Regions from separate parts of the Mus musculus genome. Here region 2 is linked to region 1. Evidence: chromatin loops called from intact Hi-C (ENCODE). Cell type or tissue: heart. All regions are shown on one strand.

Region 1 (8,000 bases):
CCGCTGGATAACCCTCCTCTTCAAGTCCATTGACAATTGAGTATCTATCTTAAGTAACTTTTCTCTTTTTGTTTCTTAAATCCCTTTATAATTAGGTATTTTCAGAAATTGTCTATGATACTTAATATTTTGCTTGGTATACAACTAAATAATAAATAGTGTTAATTTTGGTTTTAGTGAACTTACAAAATCATTATTAATCTTTTTGTATTTGTTTATTTGAATCCCCACCTTACTCAAAACTAGTTTTCATGTTTAAAAAAAAATCAAGTGTGGGCTGGAGAGCTGGCTTGGTGGTTAAGAGCATTTCTTCTTGCAGAAAATTAACTGAGTCCAACCAATTAAACTCTGTAAAAGGCTATAATATGCTTAGACGTTGAACAAAGTAACTTTACCTCCATTTACTTTAGCTAGAGGCAATTGAAGATGTGGTTAACTCTTTCCATTCATTTATACAGAAGACATACACCTCTAATAACTACAACATCCTTTAAGTTTATGCCTTAAGTGCTGAAGTCTCTTCATTAAATGAGTGTCTAAAGTATGCTACATTACAATAAGCTGGGCTTTTTAAATTAAATGATATTTATATTTTTCTAATAAAAAGGAAATAGACAAAACTACAGCGACTACTTATAGAGTCTCATTTCCATTTCTGCCATTAAAATAAAAAGTAAGATTTAGTTATGCCTACAAAGATCTTAATATTCTGACTTCTTTTGGGGGAATGGGAGTAGGCTTAACATTGAACCCAGGGCCTTCATTTTACTATTGTGCTACATCTATCACTGTTGTTAATATTTTGTACATAAAACATATAATCTTATTAAGAGAAAATTTATAGGAATATTATATTGTTATCTAATTTATTTTACGATGTGGCTTTCTATTTACGTTCCCCGACTAAATCTGGTTTAATACCAATATAATACAACAGATCTGGCCAATAGCCAGATAAGAGCTATGATAAATTAAATGTTGATGATCAGTCTTTCCTAGAGTTAGAGTTAGCCACTATATATAATCGAAATTATGGTTATGAAATCAAGCTGGCCAGAACCAAAACAAACAATTAAAAATATAATAGATTTGTTTTAAAACTCCAATTATAAATAATATGGTTCACAGAATACAAGTAACTGTAAACACAGGGATAAATATACAGTCAATCTAGAGTTGGTTGGTTTTTTGTTTTTAATTTTTGCTTGTTTAAATGCCCATTTCCTTCACTAGCTACTTTTATGCCACTGGGCCAGACAATGTTCTTGATTAGTGTGTGTGTGTGTGTGTGTGTGTGTGTGTGTGTGTGTGTGTTACTCTTAATATATGTCACATTGCGACAAATACAGAGGACTTAAAAATAGATCTGGACTATAATGGCCAGTAGATTTTAATGATATGATCCAGAAGTTGTCGTCTTAACAGCTTTAACAGGCTATTTCCCTCTCTTGAAGATTGCCCTCTGCCTACTACTCAGCCTCATCTACACCAGATGCTAGGAAGTGTTTCCTAGCAACATGGAGCATTAATAATATTCAGTAAGTACTATGTGTCCCTGCACCATGCACAAAATACAGTGCTTGGTCAACAGGGAAACAGTGGATGAGGGTGCAAAGAAAGCAGCTGCACTTTCAAACTGAACCTTCCTCAAGTCTTACTGGCTGATTAGACCCTCAGTGATGTGGTGAAGTCAGAACATTGCTAGTACATAGCCAAATTATTTTGGAACATATTTAACCTTCTTAATATCGATTTATTTAAGAACCTTTTACTTCTCTGTAACTGACCTAACAGCTTTATTAGGCAAGTCATGTGGACTGTAGAAACAAAACACTAATTTCCTTTGGAATGTATGGCTTAGCAGACCACTAGCTTTCACAACTCAAGAGCTAAGCGCATCATCAGATAATTTATCTGAGGGTTATACGGAAGGTTTTTTTTCACTTTGCTATAACCCATTCTCTGATGTTTCCATCAACGTAATTGAAAAGTAATTTTCTTTGTTCTATTACTATAAAAACTTCATCAAACTGTTACTACATTGGTACATGAAATCTGGGTTCCTAGTCATGGTCACTCACATTTGGCTCCATAATAAACTTTCTTTGAGATGAGAGTTGTATTTTGAGTTGGTGGTTTGGATGTTCCAAACAGTAATTGCACACTTTCCTTGTCTTAGGGCAAACTGATTTGCTTTATTGTCTTTCATGAACTTAGTCTTTGTTTTGACTGGACTTAAATTCTAGAGGCTTTGCTATTCATTTCATACATGTTGAAAATAAAGTAGCTCTCAGGCTGGTGAGATGGCTCAGTGGGTAAGAGCACCCGACTGCTCTTCCGAAGGTCCAGAGTTCAAATCCCAGCAACCACATGGTGGCTCACAATCATCCATAACAAGATCTGACTCCCTCTTCTGGAGTGTCTGAAGACAGCTACAGTGTATTTACATATAATAATAAATAAATCTTTAAAAAAAAGAAAGAAAATAAAGTAGCTCTCAATGAATACATGTTTTAATTTCATGGCATTGAGTAGGTGATGGGTTTACTAAGGTTATATAGTTCAGTGGTAGAATGGACAACTAGAATCCTGCACAGAGTCTGGGTTCAAACTCTCCTGTCCCCCGCCCCTCCAAACAAACAAACAAAAAAACAAATTGCTAATTTCCTATGTTTCTTTTAAATCAGGGGCCTTCAACGCAACGGGTTTCTTCCATTCAGTTTCTTCTATTCAGTTCACTTAGTATTGCTGAGAATTTCCTTGGACCTGGGCTGTAAGCTGGGAGCTCCTGATGTGTAAGTCAGGCAGATCTTATTTTGGCACTTGGTCTAATCGAAGACATAAGGACAAGCACCGTTATTAAACAATATCTGGCTGCGTACTGAAAATGCAAACTGCCAGGAAAGCACATGCGTATTATCTGTTTACTGACCAGGAAAGATTCCTAAAACTAACACCTTAACTGAGCACTGGCAACTTCACGACTACAGCTTCCCCTAAGACATTCCAGGATGACAACCTGTTTCATGACTGATGGCTTTCAGTAGCTGAAAAATCGAGAAAACATACTTCAGGCAGAGGAAGCCGCTTTGTGGACAAAGACCACATGGGTGTAAAATGTAAGGCTGTAAGGCTGTTAGGGGAGGCCGGGATCATGATGGTTTAGGCAGAGATGCGAAAGAGCATGGTGGGTGAGAATCGAAGCTGAAAGGTGCGTGTTGGCGGGGCGGAGAGCTGCTCAGTAGATCTGACTCTAGAGCCAGAAGTTGGGCTCATTCGCAGTGGGTGGTGACGTTACAGCGGGACTATTCCGGCCCCAGGGGCTTGGAGGCAGGAAGAAAGCCATCGGAATTACACTAGAAGCCTAGGGAATCAGGGTTGCCTGCCGTAAATGAGGTCGTTGCGGTCAGTGGGCCAAGGTCAGCGAGCCGCGCCCACACACCCAAGAGCAAGGAGCTGGGACTCAGAGTCCCCACGGGCTGGGCAACCCGAGCTGGGCGGGAATCCGGTCCACGCAACTCGGCGCGCTCGCGGGGACGTGGCGATTTCCAGCCAATCCCGGCCACGCGATTGTGAGACCAATGGCCGTACGAAGAAGCCATACGTCAGCAGTGATCGTGCCGGGGATTGGTGTGAAGACCCCCGACAAGTCGGATGGGGGCGGGGCCATTAACCACTTCCGGTTGGGCGGTGCTTGTGCGCGGGAGCTCACTCCCTGGGTGAGCCGCAGCCACGGTATCCTGCGGCGTGGAGCTCCCGGGAAAGGTAAGTTCTGTGGTGCTGGGTGGGTCCTGGTTCGCTCTTATTCTGTCCGTCGGCCCTGTTCCCCATTCGTAGTGGGTGTCCTCACTCCGGTCTCAGTGCACCGGGATGGGCCCGAGGCTCCACTCTGGCCCTCAGAGTGCGGTCCCCGACTTGCTGTCCCGCAGCTCTGCGGAAAGGGTTGTAGCTCCCGGGCCCTGCGCCCTCCTGGGCACCGTTTTTGTGCCTGGTTTCGCGCGTCCTTGATCTCCTCCCCGGGTTCCTCCACTCAGTGTCCCTGGGACTAGAGGGTCACTTTTGTTTGTTTCCTGAAGGTCGGAGAGAATTGGGTAGAGAGTTTTAGTATCCGCTCCCTGCCACCTCGCCGGACTCTTGGGAGCTGCCACCCCGCCCCAAGGCCACATCCCGAGAATTGAGTTGCAAGTGCCAAGAAAGAAAGTGTTAGCTGTCTTACAGGGTGTAGGAACATGGAGAACAAAACGATTGAAAACATAATGTCATTATTTTTAAAACTTCTTGTTAATTAGAAAAGAACGTCGCAGTTTTCTATGTTTGGCTGGATATTGTCATTAATGGAAATAGTTTTCACGTGTTAATTAGGGAGTTAATTACCTTTAAGTAATCACGGGTTTTTTGCTTGTCATTCCCAAGTGTTCTGATTTTTGATATGCTGTATACAGAAGTGAGCTTAATTTTAATTCGCGATAGTTGCTGTAATTAAGAGTGGTTTGCATTTTGTAAAGTTCCTTTTGCATGAGTGGGAAAGATCAGTGGATCTGCTAAGACTTTTGGTTCTTTGATCGAAATTCCTAAGCGTTCAAAGCCTTGGAACAGGGTTTTTTAAGAATTGCATTCACTTCCTGTCATGAACCATCAAGTCAGCATTAATAAGTTGGGAATGATAGCGCTCCAGTTTAATTTAACATGAAGGTAGAGTGACCTGGAGTGGCTGATAATTATTCTTTGCTATACCTGAAAGCTGACCCAGGAGAAGTATATATTTGACCTCATTCAGTTAGATTTAAGTATCGAGCAATAGTCACTGCTAAAGAACTTGTGTTCTTCTGTCCAAATGTGGGACCAGAGAGAACCTATTACTTGTGTGTAAGATACCTATTACTATTACTATGTCTGTCTGGTCCGACTATGAGTTTGGCAGTGTTTCAGGGGTCTCCAACAGGATATTTTGAAGATTCAAAAGGAATCATGAGCTCATAAAAAATATAAAGTATGTGTGTATTCTTCTCAATGTCATTCTCAATCATGGTTGGGCGCCATTCATATAGTGATATGTTAATTGATGTGTTATATCATTGCTTCAGTACAGGAGACTAATATGTTAGTATTAGCTTAATTTTTTTTTGTAACATAGATGTGCCAGGGATGTTTCCGGAATAGCCAGGAATAGTCATGGGAAATGCTTGATTAAGATCCTGGATTCTTTCTAAGTTCGAGGCCAGCCTGGTCTACAGAGTGAGTTCCAGGACAGCCAGGGCTATACAGAGAAACCCTGTCTCAAAAACCCAAAAAAAAAAAAAAAAAAAAAAAAATAATAATAATAATAATCCTGGATTCTCTCTGGGCGTGGTGGTGCACGCCTTTAATCCCCAGCACTTGGGAGGCAGAAGCAGGCGAATCTCTGAGTTCGAGGCCAGCCTGGTCTACAGAGTGAGTTCCAGCACAGCCAGGGCTACACAGAGAAACTCTGTCTCGAAAAACCAAAAAAAAAAAAAGGATCCTGGATTCTTTCTATATAAACTTGGTTTTTTTCCTCTGTGGCTTTGATGTTGTTTTGCATGTGAGAAAGTCTCACTGGTATCCTTGGCTGACCTGGAACTCATTATATAGAGCAGACTGGCCCCAAACTCACAGGAGATCAGCCCATCTCTACCTCCTGTATACTGAGAAGATTAAAGGGATGCACCACCACACCCAGCTTTTCTATGAACTTTAAATATAAATGCCGTTAGGCTGTAACACATTAGAATTAAACAGATGGAATAATATTTATGTATGGGGACAGGTAAACCCTACCTTGGCATGCTTGTGGAAGTCAGAGAGATGGCTCGTGAAAGAAAGCTCATTCTCACGTTCCACCATATAGATCCTTGGGTCCAACTCAAGTTGTTAAGTTGGGTGGCAAATGCCTTTACTGGCTGAATCATCTTGCAAGCCCCTAAAATCACATATTTGCCTATACCTGGCTTTGGGCCAGATCCAGTAATAGAATTGGAAGTTGGAAAGCACATCAAAGCCAAATTGCTGCCACATATCCCCCAATTGATCCAATAAAATGTGTTGGTTTCTAAAAAGTACAAGACTTTAGCTTGGGAGCTATAGAGAGACTTTTTTTTTAAATTTTTATTTATTTTATGTACATGAATACACTGTAGCTGCCTTCAGACACACCAGAAGAGGGCATTGGATCCCATTACAGATGATTGTGAGCCACCATGTGGTTGCTGGGAATTGAACTCAGGACCTTTGGAAGAGCAGCAGTCAGTGCTTTTAACTGCTGAGCCATCTCTCCAGCCCTAGGGAGATAATTTATTTAACTTATGTAGCAATTGTTTCAGAACTGCAGAATCTGGTGGGTGTGGTGGCTCGTGCCTGGAATGCTAGCTTTTAGAAAGCCCAATTGGGAGAATTGCCTCAAGCCAGAGGTCACTAAGCAGCATATGGAGTTCTGGGCCAGTATGAGCCTCAGTGAGACCCTCTGCCTCCACTCCACTCCACCCACACAAACCCGGGAAAGGGAAATGTCTTAGCCACTGAGGGTGTTTGCTGCCAAGCTTGACAGCCTGGATTTCAGATTCAGGACGTAAATGGTGCAAGGTGAGAGTTGTTCTCAGACCTAAGCCCACATATGCCCACATGCATGTACATGCACACACACATACATAAAACAGCATAGCTTGTGGTCATTATTGTGGAGTAATACAAATGAGTTTCAAGAAAATCAGTACAGCTGGGCAGTGGTGGCACACGCCTTTAATCCCAGCACTGGGGGGGGGGGGGGGGCAGAGGCAGGTGGATTTCTGAGTTTGAAGCCAGCCTGGTCTATAAAGTGAGTTCCAGGACAGCCAGGGCTACACAGAGAAGCCCTGTCTCGAAGAAAAAGAAAAAAAAAGGAGGAAGGAAGGAAGAAAGAAAGAAAGAAGAGAAGAAAATCAGTACAAACTTCTTCCAACTGGCGTTATCAACCATGGTAGCTAGGTCTTTTCATCCAAGATCTTGTTAGATTGCTTTTCTCCCCCTAAGATATTAAAATGATTTAGGCTTCTGACACTGAAGGAAGATTGGGCTAAAATAATTACACATTCTTTTATGCATATTAAACATAAATATACAGTAGAATCCAATACTAGACACCACAGCTTTTTTATCCCTGATGTTTTGATAGATTAAGTTGGCCAGTGAGTCATATACTAAAATTTCATCTCAGAGAACCTTTCCTACACACACAAGTTCTAGAACCTTTTTCTTGTAGTTTTTTTTTTCTTGAGGTGTCATTGTTTGAGATTTGTTTTTATTTTATATTTATGGGTATTTTGCCTGCATATGTCTGTGCACCATATATTGCAGTTCCTAAAGAGGACAGAAGAGGGCATAATTTCTTCTGGAACTGGACTTCCAGATAGTTGTTAGCCACCTTGTGGGTACTGAGAATGGAAGCCAGAGCCTCTGGAAGAGCAGTCAATTCACTTAAACACTGACCCTTCCCTCCAGCCCCATAAGTAAGTTGATTGTATGGCTAGAGATTTTTAGTTTGTACTTAATTGCTTTGGTTGTAGAACTGATGATACTCAGCCCTCTTGTATTTCTTCCACTTGATTGATTAGAATGTATTGGTAAACTAGAGTAAATTGACTGCACTAGACAAGTGTGAAATGATTTGTCATTAACATGCCTTTTAAGAGATGGAGAGTGGAATGATTTGACTTGTGTGTGACAGTCTATCAGTGGTTCTTCTACTAACGGCTGCACTTGAAGAATGCCAGTAACAAGGTCACCTTTATTTCTAGATTTTACATCCCAAGTCTCAGTATAGTTAAGATAATACTATCAAGTTATTACCCTTGGTTTCCATTAAATAAAGTAGACTTTTAAGCACAGAGTCCTCTGCTCCAGGGTGGAGAAGTGCCTTTCTGCTGGGTATCCTAACTCAGAAAACTGGAATTTTACCACCACACCCATTTCTCCCACTTGCTAGCATTGAGCAATGGGTCTTTGATCAA
Region 2 (8,000 bases), 130 kb before region 1:
GAATAACTCAACACAAAAAAACAGAAGCTACACTGCAGGGGAGGGGCTCATCTCTATAATCCCAGTACTTAGGGAGGTAGAGACAGAAGGATTGGGGTTGAAGCCAGTTTGTGCTACAAGACCCTGTTTCAGAAGAACAAAATAGTAGCAGAACAAGAGAATCCGGGTAAGGATGGAACTTAGTAATAAAGCATTTGCCTATTGTGTACAAGGTTCTAGGTTTGATTCCCAGCACTGCAAGAGAAAGAAGAAAACACAGAATCTGAAAGTAAGTTTGCAATGCAACATGACCCAAGCACAACCCAGCACGGCACAAGGCTGGGGCTGCTGAGTCACACAAGGTTCAAAGCAGCTGGAGGGACCCCAGAGACCTGAGCTCAGGACATGTTCTGACAGAGCAGGCACTGGGGCAGGAGCGACCAACATACATGGGAAGGACAGCCAGAAGTCCTAACAATTAGGACCTGCCAGAGCATAGCAGCTGTCAACGTGAGTGAGGTGAACAGTCAAGTGGAGCCTAGGAAGAAAGAGCAGGCCTACGTGGTACTTCTAGGTATACACTGCCACAGGCCAGGGATGCTACGGGCACAGTCTACCTGAAGTCACAGTGAGCCTAGATGGACACACTCAGAAGCAAACGACCCAAGTTCAAATACACTCTGAGCCCAGCTAGGCAAAGCAGGAGGCACTTCTCATGCAGGAAACAAAAGCCACAGGGCAGATAGGAGTGCTGTGACTAACTCGCCACCAGGCCTAAAAGAAATTTTAATGGTTCCCCTTCAAACTTCCCTAGGAGTACAGTAAAACTCCTATCAAAGATAGAGCCCTAAGCTGGGTGTGGTGGCACACGCCTTTAATCCCAGCACTTGGGAGACAGAGGCAGGCGGATTTCTGAGTTCCAGGCCAGCCTGGTCTACAGAGTGAGTTCCAGGACAGCCAGGGCTACACAGAGAAACCCTGTCTCGAAAAACCAAAAAAAAAAAAAAAAAAAAAAAAAGATAGAGCCCCTTTTTAGTCATCAAAGACCACCAAGGAGCAAAGAACTTTTACCCCACCTTGACCTCCCCTGGCAGCCTATTTCCTTCTGTGGTTCACTTAGAGGCCAGAGAAGAAACACCAGAGTCTGGGGCCGTTGGCATTCTCTAGATAAAAATCACCCTTCACCCGTGGGCCGGCAGGAGGGCGCCCTCCTCAGAGCAACAGGAAAGCTGACCGACAAACAGGACAATTTATGAGCCAGGGTAGAGATGACAGGTGACAGGCCACAGATGCTATTGACTCTCTAGCAGCTACTCTGCCCTAATCAAGGGTTCTGATGCTCCTTCCTGGCAGGGATGTCGTCCTGCAGCCAGGAGACACAGCTAGTGCCAGGCCTGCAGGGAGAACTGGCTGAGGGCCCACAGGAAAATGCAAACTAAGCTTGAGGCAGACAGGTAACTCTCTACCTTTCTCCAAAAGGCCACGTGGAGTGGGCTTAAAGGGTTGGCACAGAATATTCATGGAGGGCATCAGTCCCAACCTATGGGCAGGAAGCCGCACAAGTGGAAGGGGGGCTGGACTAGATATGGAGAGACAAGGGCCACACTACTGCCAAATGGGCCCCTTCCTGGGGATTATTATTCAACCAGCTGCCTGAGATGGGATCCTGGGACCTCCCTGCTTTCACGGTAAGGCTTGACGAAGGACGACATCCTGGATCATGCTAGTTAAAGACCCCCTAGAATAGCCACTTCTCGTCTTTCTACATGTCCCAAGGCCTCTCCAGGATGGCCAAGACACCCAGGGGGCAGGCTGGCCTCGGATCTTAGCCAGTTATCGGTCAAGGCTCCCTGGGCAGTGATGTCGCTATGCCACGTCCCTCTCTATTCTTGGTACGAGCCTCCTTCCTTCCCTTGCCCAGCCCCCACTGGCCCCAAGTCACTCTTATTGGGCGAGGGCATTCGGGCGTCAGCGAGGAACAGCCGTGCACGTGCGGGGCGGGGGCCAGGGGCCGCCAGGCGGCGGCGTGCTCACCCAGGTAGGGGCAATCTCGGCGCTTACTTGTAGGTGAGGCCATCCGCGTTGGCAAAGAGCTGCTGCGCGGTGAGCCCATCCTCGGGAACGTAGCCGGTGCCGCCGCTGATCAGGTAGTCCGCCATGCTGCTGGGAGACACCGCGACCCGACATAAACACCCGCGCGGGCCGCCCCGCTGCCACTGCCTCCGCCGCCGCCGCCGCTGCTGCTGCTGACGCGCACCGAGGCCACGCTGCCGCTGTGGGCCGGGGGCGGGGGCTGCGGCTGCGGAGGGAGGCCCCGGGCGCCGCCCTCTCCTCCAGCCCCTCCTTCGGGGATCTCTGCCTCCGCCCCTCGTCGCACAAAGGCCCTGCCCGGCTCGCCCTGCTGCCGCTGCTGCACTCACGCCCTGATCACCCGCAATGGCACCTCGACTCTGGCGACCAGGCCAGGGGTTGCGGGCAGGATATGAGACCAGAGAAAGAGCCAAGCGTAGACACGCCCCCTTCGCTGCTCTTCAACGTGCTCCCCGGAACCCCAGCAGTGGACCTTACAGGGTTCACCCCTAACTTGGCTGGGCCCCTTAGATTCCTTAGGCCACTGAGCCCCTTAGTCTCCCATTACCTCCCCTAGGGGTACCTCTAACATGGTCATGCCTTTTTCCAGTAATTATTCTCCCAACTCTAATAAAAAGCCCCAGAGCTCTGAAATATCAGTCTGAACTCAAAATTCCCCAACACACAGGAGATGGGCCTTGGATCACTATTCTTGCCCGGACCCCACGCAATTCCTAAGGCGCAAGCATTTCTCTCTCTCTCTCTTTCTCTCTCTCTCTTTCTTTCAGCAATGCTTGACATTTGAGAAGCCTTAGAATCATCTGCCATCTTCAAAGCAATTTTCATAAATGAACACATATATTCTACAATCTATTAATTGGCCCTCCTCATGCATAGATGCAGAAGGGGAAGGGCTATTCCCAGTCCCAGACTACACACACACACACACATACACACACACACAGAAGGGGGGTGGAGGGAGGGAAGAGCCTTCATTCTCAGCTCCTGAAAGATCTAGAGACCAGGAAGGAGTCTAAAGAAGAACAATTGTTTTGAGTAGGGATAATAATGTCAGGTTAAAAACTGGGGAAAACTCAAAGGTTTGGGGCAGTGGCATAAACAAGTATACATACAAACAAGGACAGAAGCAGGCAATTTTAAAGTTTTTCCCTTTAGGAGAACCTAAGTGGCCAGTTCTGAGCAACTAACAAGACCTAGATTTCAATCTGGGAGACAAGAAGATTAGGTAGCAAACCCATTCACACATGGAGAAAGGTGGAGGTGTCCAGAAGGGTTATCCCAGACCATTACCCTCTCCCCCAGCCACTAGCCTGCCCTCCTGACATTCCCACACATTTGGGGAGAAACTAGGTGTCCTGGGGACACTCTTCTCCCTCCCTGCCTTGAGAGCTGCTGTGTCTCCTTTTCTCCCCACCCCAGGAAGGCTGGGTTTGTTTACCTCTCGACAGTGTGGTGACAGCCAGGCCCAGGGGAGCCTTGGCTTCCAAGCCACCAGGCTCTCTGGGGTGCCCAACCTCCCCAATGGTACCCCCGGGACCCTGCCAGGAAAACAGAGGCTGTTCCATGCATGTGCAAAGGGAAAGGCGAGTCTCCCATGGAGCTCAGTATTACAGAGGATTTACAGATGTCTTCTTGGCTCTTGGGAGGTGGGCACCAGTGGAGCCCAAAGGATAGGGCCTGGTGTAAGCCCCGAAGACCCTGGAGCATGGGAAAGGAGAGGAGAGTGTCCGAGTCCTTGGCAAAGCAGGGATTGGTATCTGCTTGCCAGGGATCCTCTCGGGTTCTCCAGCACTCAGGGCTTCATTCTAGAAGCCCAGGCCATACGGGGAGCCAGCACTAGAACCTCTTGCTTGTTACTTATAGTCAGAACAGTGAGACTAGCCAGAAGACACACCCTGGTTATTCTGAACCACCCTTCCTAGACACAGAAGAAATAGCCACCATATCAATCATAGGCTCTGAGCATGGCCTGTCCCAGTGGTCTCTCTGGGTTTCTAAGGAGCCTACTCTGGGTCACTATTCCCTACATCATGAGTCAAGACTGGCTCTGGTTCAGGGTTCAGCCAAGGCTGGTGGTGCCCAGAACAGCTAGAACCCATCACCTCAGGTAACTTTAATGTGTCATCTGCCCCAGCCTAGGACTTTGGGTCCCAAGAGAGGAGACTGGCAGCTATGGGGAGGGTCACCTTCCCAGTGATTACAGACTTCAGGGCCCCATTCTCCCTCCTGCTTTGACCTATGTCAGAGCTCTTTATTACTCTAAGCTGCTGGGCTCAAGGCTGGGTTAGGCTGTCCTTTTCTAGAGACTTAATCCATCCCCCTGGCTTCCCCCCTCCCTCTTCCTGCAATTCCCCAGCTGCTTCCTCCACAGGGAGGAGACACCAGGCAACCAGTGGGCCTCTTTAACGCAAGGAAGGGCAGCTGGTCCCCTGAGACTCCCCTCCTCACAGCTTCAAGGGCAGGGGGCAGGCCTAAGGCAGCTGCTCAGGGGAATAGGGGAATAGTGTCCACCAGGGCACTAAAGTTCAGGCAAGCAGTCCAGAGGACTCTATCTGATCTGAGGTTGTTTAGAGGAACAAGATTTCAAAACAACACTTTTAGGGGGGAAAAGGTAAAGACAACATTAGCATTGTTATGCCGGGATAAATAGGCAGGGCTCACCCAAGTTCAAGCCAGAGAGACCAGTAATGCTGCTGGACTGAAGCCTAGGGCTTCTCAGAGAACCCTTGCCTTTTCCTACACCTTCATTCAGGTTGGTGGAGGCAGATAGAGGTCTTAGCTGGCAGGTTTTGGATTTTATACTGGCCTGGCTGGGGTCCAAGTTTACACAGGCCATTCTGAGCCTAAGTGGGGGGCGGGAAGTGTGGGGTTGGCACTGTCCCTTTGATGCAGCAGTACATCTGAAAAAGAGATGCACCTGCCTGAACTCTGAGATTCTACAGTCCTAGTTTCCTTCGAGCTCACAAGTACCGTGGCCCGCTTCCTCCCATATAGTGGCACCTCTCTAAAACCCCAAGCCCTCCAAACTAGATTTCTATTATAGAAAAACGGATGGCAGGTTGCTTAAGCCTAAGTCAGTTCTAAAGAGACAGCCAGCAACGGCAGGAGGGGCTGGGCTTCGTAGCCCCAAAAGCCGTTAAAAGTTCTTACATAAGCGGCCAAACCCTGGGCAGAAGAACTACCTGGCTAATTCCCCAGACCACCCTCCCCTCAAAACCCAGCTGCCAGATCACCTCCCCAAGCTGCTGAGCACCAGCAGATGGGGTAGAGAAAGAAGTCCAAATCCCCTGGACCGGAAGGACAGTAGGATTGCATTTCAAACTGCGATACAATCCAGAGATTAGCCGCTGTCTCTTTTTTCAGCTCGTTCCCTTGAGGCCCAGTTCACTGCCCCAACTCTTTCTCCAGGGACCCTCATTCATTGCCTTTCAGACCCCCTGCATTGGGGTACAAGTCTTTCCAAGGAGTGAACAGCAGCCGCCTCACTGGATCTCAGTGCCTGGTGAGAAAGTGCAAGTACCTTCCCCTAGTCCTAGGGAGACACTCAATCCGGACACCCACACCTATTGAATACATTCTAGGAAGAAGAAAGCTGAGGAGAAAGCGCCGTTGGACCGGGACTCCAACAAGCACTTTTTGTACCCCAGAGGTCGGAGCCACTTGTACCAAGCGTCGCTGAGTGTGTAGTATAGGTCGGATCTTAGATAAAATGTTAGGGAGCGATATTACAACCTGCGCCCTCTCTCCAGCTCCCCGGAGTAACGCGGCACTGAACTGTTTGCACAGTGCCCGCCTGCATCCGCCAGCCAAGAGTCAGGTGTATGACAGTCTAACTGCGTCTGGGGAAGTGCAATGGCAGTAGAGGGGACCTGCCTCTGGCCTCCCCCGCAGCGCTACCCGGTCTCCCGGCGTTGCCGCGCCCTTCTCTGCCGCCCGCCCCGGATGCGCCCGCGCGCCTTGCCCTGGGCGTCACCTCTCCGGCTCGTAGCCGGCCTGCAGCAGGCGGGCGCTGTACCGCTGCGCCGCGGTCTCATGTCCCGGGTGTTGCCGGGCTCCGGGCTCTGGAGCGGCAGCCGCTCCACCTCCCTGCAGCAGCGGCGAGAGCAGCCCGGACTCCGGTGGGGGTGAGAGCGGTTCCTCCATGCCATGCGGAGGCCGCAGCTCTAGGCGGCGGGAGCCTCTCCGCGTGGAGGCTCCCGAACCGGCGTAGGCAATAAGAGCCCCAGTCCGCTCCCGGAGGGAGCGGGGTAGTGGGCGGGGTCTACTGGAAGGGGCGGGGCTGGTTGTTGGGAGGCGGGGCTCTGGAAGAGCTGGTTTGGGGTCCTGGAGTCCATAGGGCTCCGCCCTTGGCACTACGCTCTGTTCCGCCCCCATGAGACGCCACTCAGGCTGAAAAGTAAGCAGATGAGCAGATGGTGAGGTGGAGCGAGGTTTGTGTTCTTCAAGGACCCAACTGAAGAGGACCCTCCGCTGTACCCTGTGTCGTGCACCTTCGAGTTTCTCCTGGTTTCATCTGAGGAAAAGGAGCGCAAACACCAGGGTAATGAACTATTATTGCATGGCCTCTTGGAGTGCTTCCAGTCCTGGGCAAGAGAGGTGGGACACTCCAGCAAGCCCTACCTATTCAACAACCCTCACCATTTCTTTATACTGCTACCCAGGGAAGACAAACAGGCTACTAGCTCCTGAAGGAAAAGACCCTAGTCTTGCCCTGCTTATAGTCTTCCTTTACAGGGAAGTAGGGCTGAGCACACACGCACTAACTCGCATTTGCTCATCTGCTGCCTAGAAAACACTTTCTATTTCAGCTTTGTTACTATTGTCAGCTTTCATAAAGCAACTCTCTGGGAAAGCAAGAAGAGTTACTGCCTTCGGGCAATTTGTTCGAGGAGGCCGAGTAGATAGAAAACAAACAACTGACAATTCTTACACTGAATACTTTTTTTTTTTTTTTAACATCTGACGATCTCAGGAATAAATAATAGACGCTTGGTGATCTGGGGCTGTTAAGATGGCTCAGTGATTAAGAGCACGGGTTGCTTTTCCATAGGACCCTGGTTCAATTCCTAGCACCCATATGGCAGCTTACAACTGTCAGGTTGTAACAGGTGATTCGTTGCCTTCTTCTGGGTTCTACAGGCACTGCATGAACATGCTGCACAGATATACATGTAGAAAGACACCTACACACATAAAATAAATAAAGTTGGATGATCTGCTGGCACTAAGATCCATTTCAAGAACCCAAAATTATGGTCTTTGTGTTGGCTAGTTTGATGTCAACTTGACAGAAGTTAACTCTGCCCTTGGTACCAGACTCTGTCGTGGGCACACACCCCTCCCCCCATCTGAACCAAGTAAATGTCAATTGAGAAAATGATAAAATGACTAAGATCAGGCTGTAGAGCATTTGCTTAGTGGTTGGGAGGCCCCAGCCTACTGTGGGTGGTGCCATCCCTGGGCAGGTGGTCCTGGGTTCTATAAGAAAGTAAGCTGAGCAAGCCATGAAGATCATGGCACCTCCCCATGGCCTCTGCATCAGTCAGTTTCTGCTTCCAGATTCCAGCCCTGTGCCGGGCGTGGTGGCGCACGCCTTTAATCCCAGCACTCGGGAGGCAGAGGCAGGCGGATTTCTGAGTTCAAGGCCAGCCTGGTCTACAAAGTGAGCTCCAGGACAGCCAGGGCTATACAGAGAAACCCTATCTCGAAAAAAAACCAAAAAAAAAAAAAAAAAAAAAAAAAAAAAAAAGATTCCATTCCAGCCCTGCTTGAGTTCCTGTTCCAACTTCCTTCAATGATGAACCACAATGTGAAGTATAAGCCAAATAAACCCTTTCCTCTCCAATATGATTTTGGTCATGGTGTTTCATCACAGCAACAATAACCCTAAGTAGGACAGCCATTAATCCAAACACTCAGAAGGCGGAGCT

What was found. A loop is a pair of places that touch in the nucleus more often than their neighbours do. Peaks named below come from ENCODE experiments on the same cell type or tissue, not always from the same donor. Only the 100,000 strongest peaks of a DNase experiment are listed, where the experiment ranks them.
Region 2: it touches region 1 in a loop (2.5-fold over the local background); 3 of 42 quality-filtered maps call a loop at or near these places.

The regions. Positions count from the first base shown.
Region 1 is chr6:29,344,444-29,352,443 of GRCm38, forward strand. Calu (calumenin) reads left to right here and starts at 3,663. Exons shown (of 7, transcript NM_007594.4): 1 at 3,663-3,765. In heart, a CTCF peak has its summit at 7,361 (motif pointing right); a DNase peak (open chromatin) is centred at 3,608; H3K4me3 peaks cover 2,715 bases; H3K27ac peaks cover 2,139 bases.
Region 2 is chr6:29,210,029-29,218,028 of GRCm38, forward strand. Impdh1 (inosine monophosphate dehydrogenase 1) reads right to left here and starts at 6,336. Exons shown (of 15, transcript NM_001302933.1): 1 at 6,044-6,336; 2 at 2,041-2,142. The coding sequence starts at 6,213. In heart, CTCF peaks have their summits at 1,989 (motif pointing right) and 4,578; DNase peaks (open chromatin) are centred at 2,103, 4,483, 6,043, 6,343 and 2 weaker places; H3K4me3 peaks cover 3,790 bases; H3K27ac peaks cover 2,514 bases; H3K27me3 peaks cover 1,414 bases.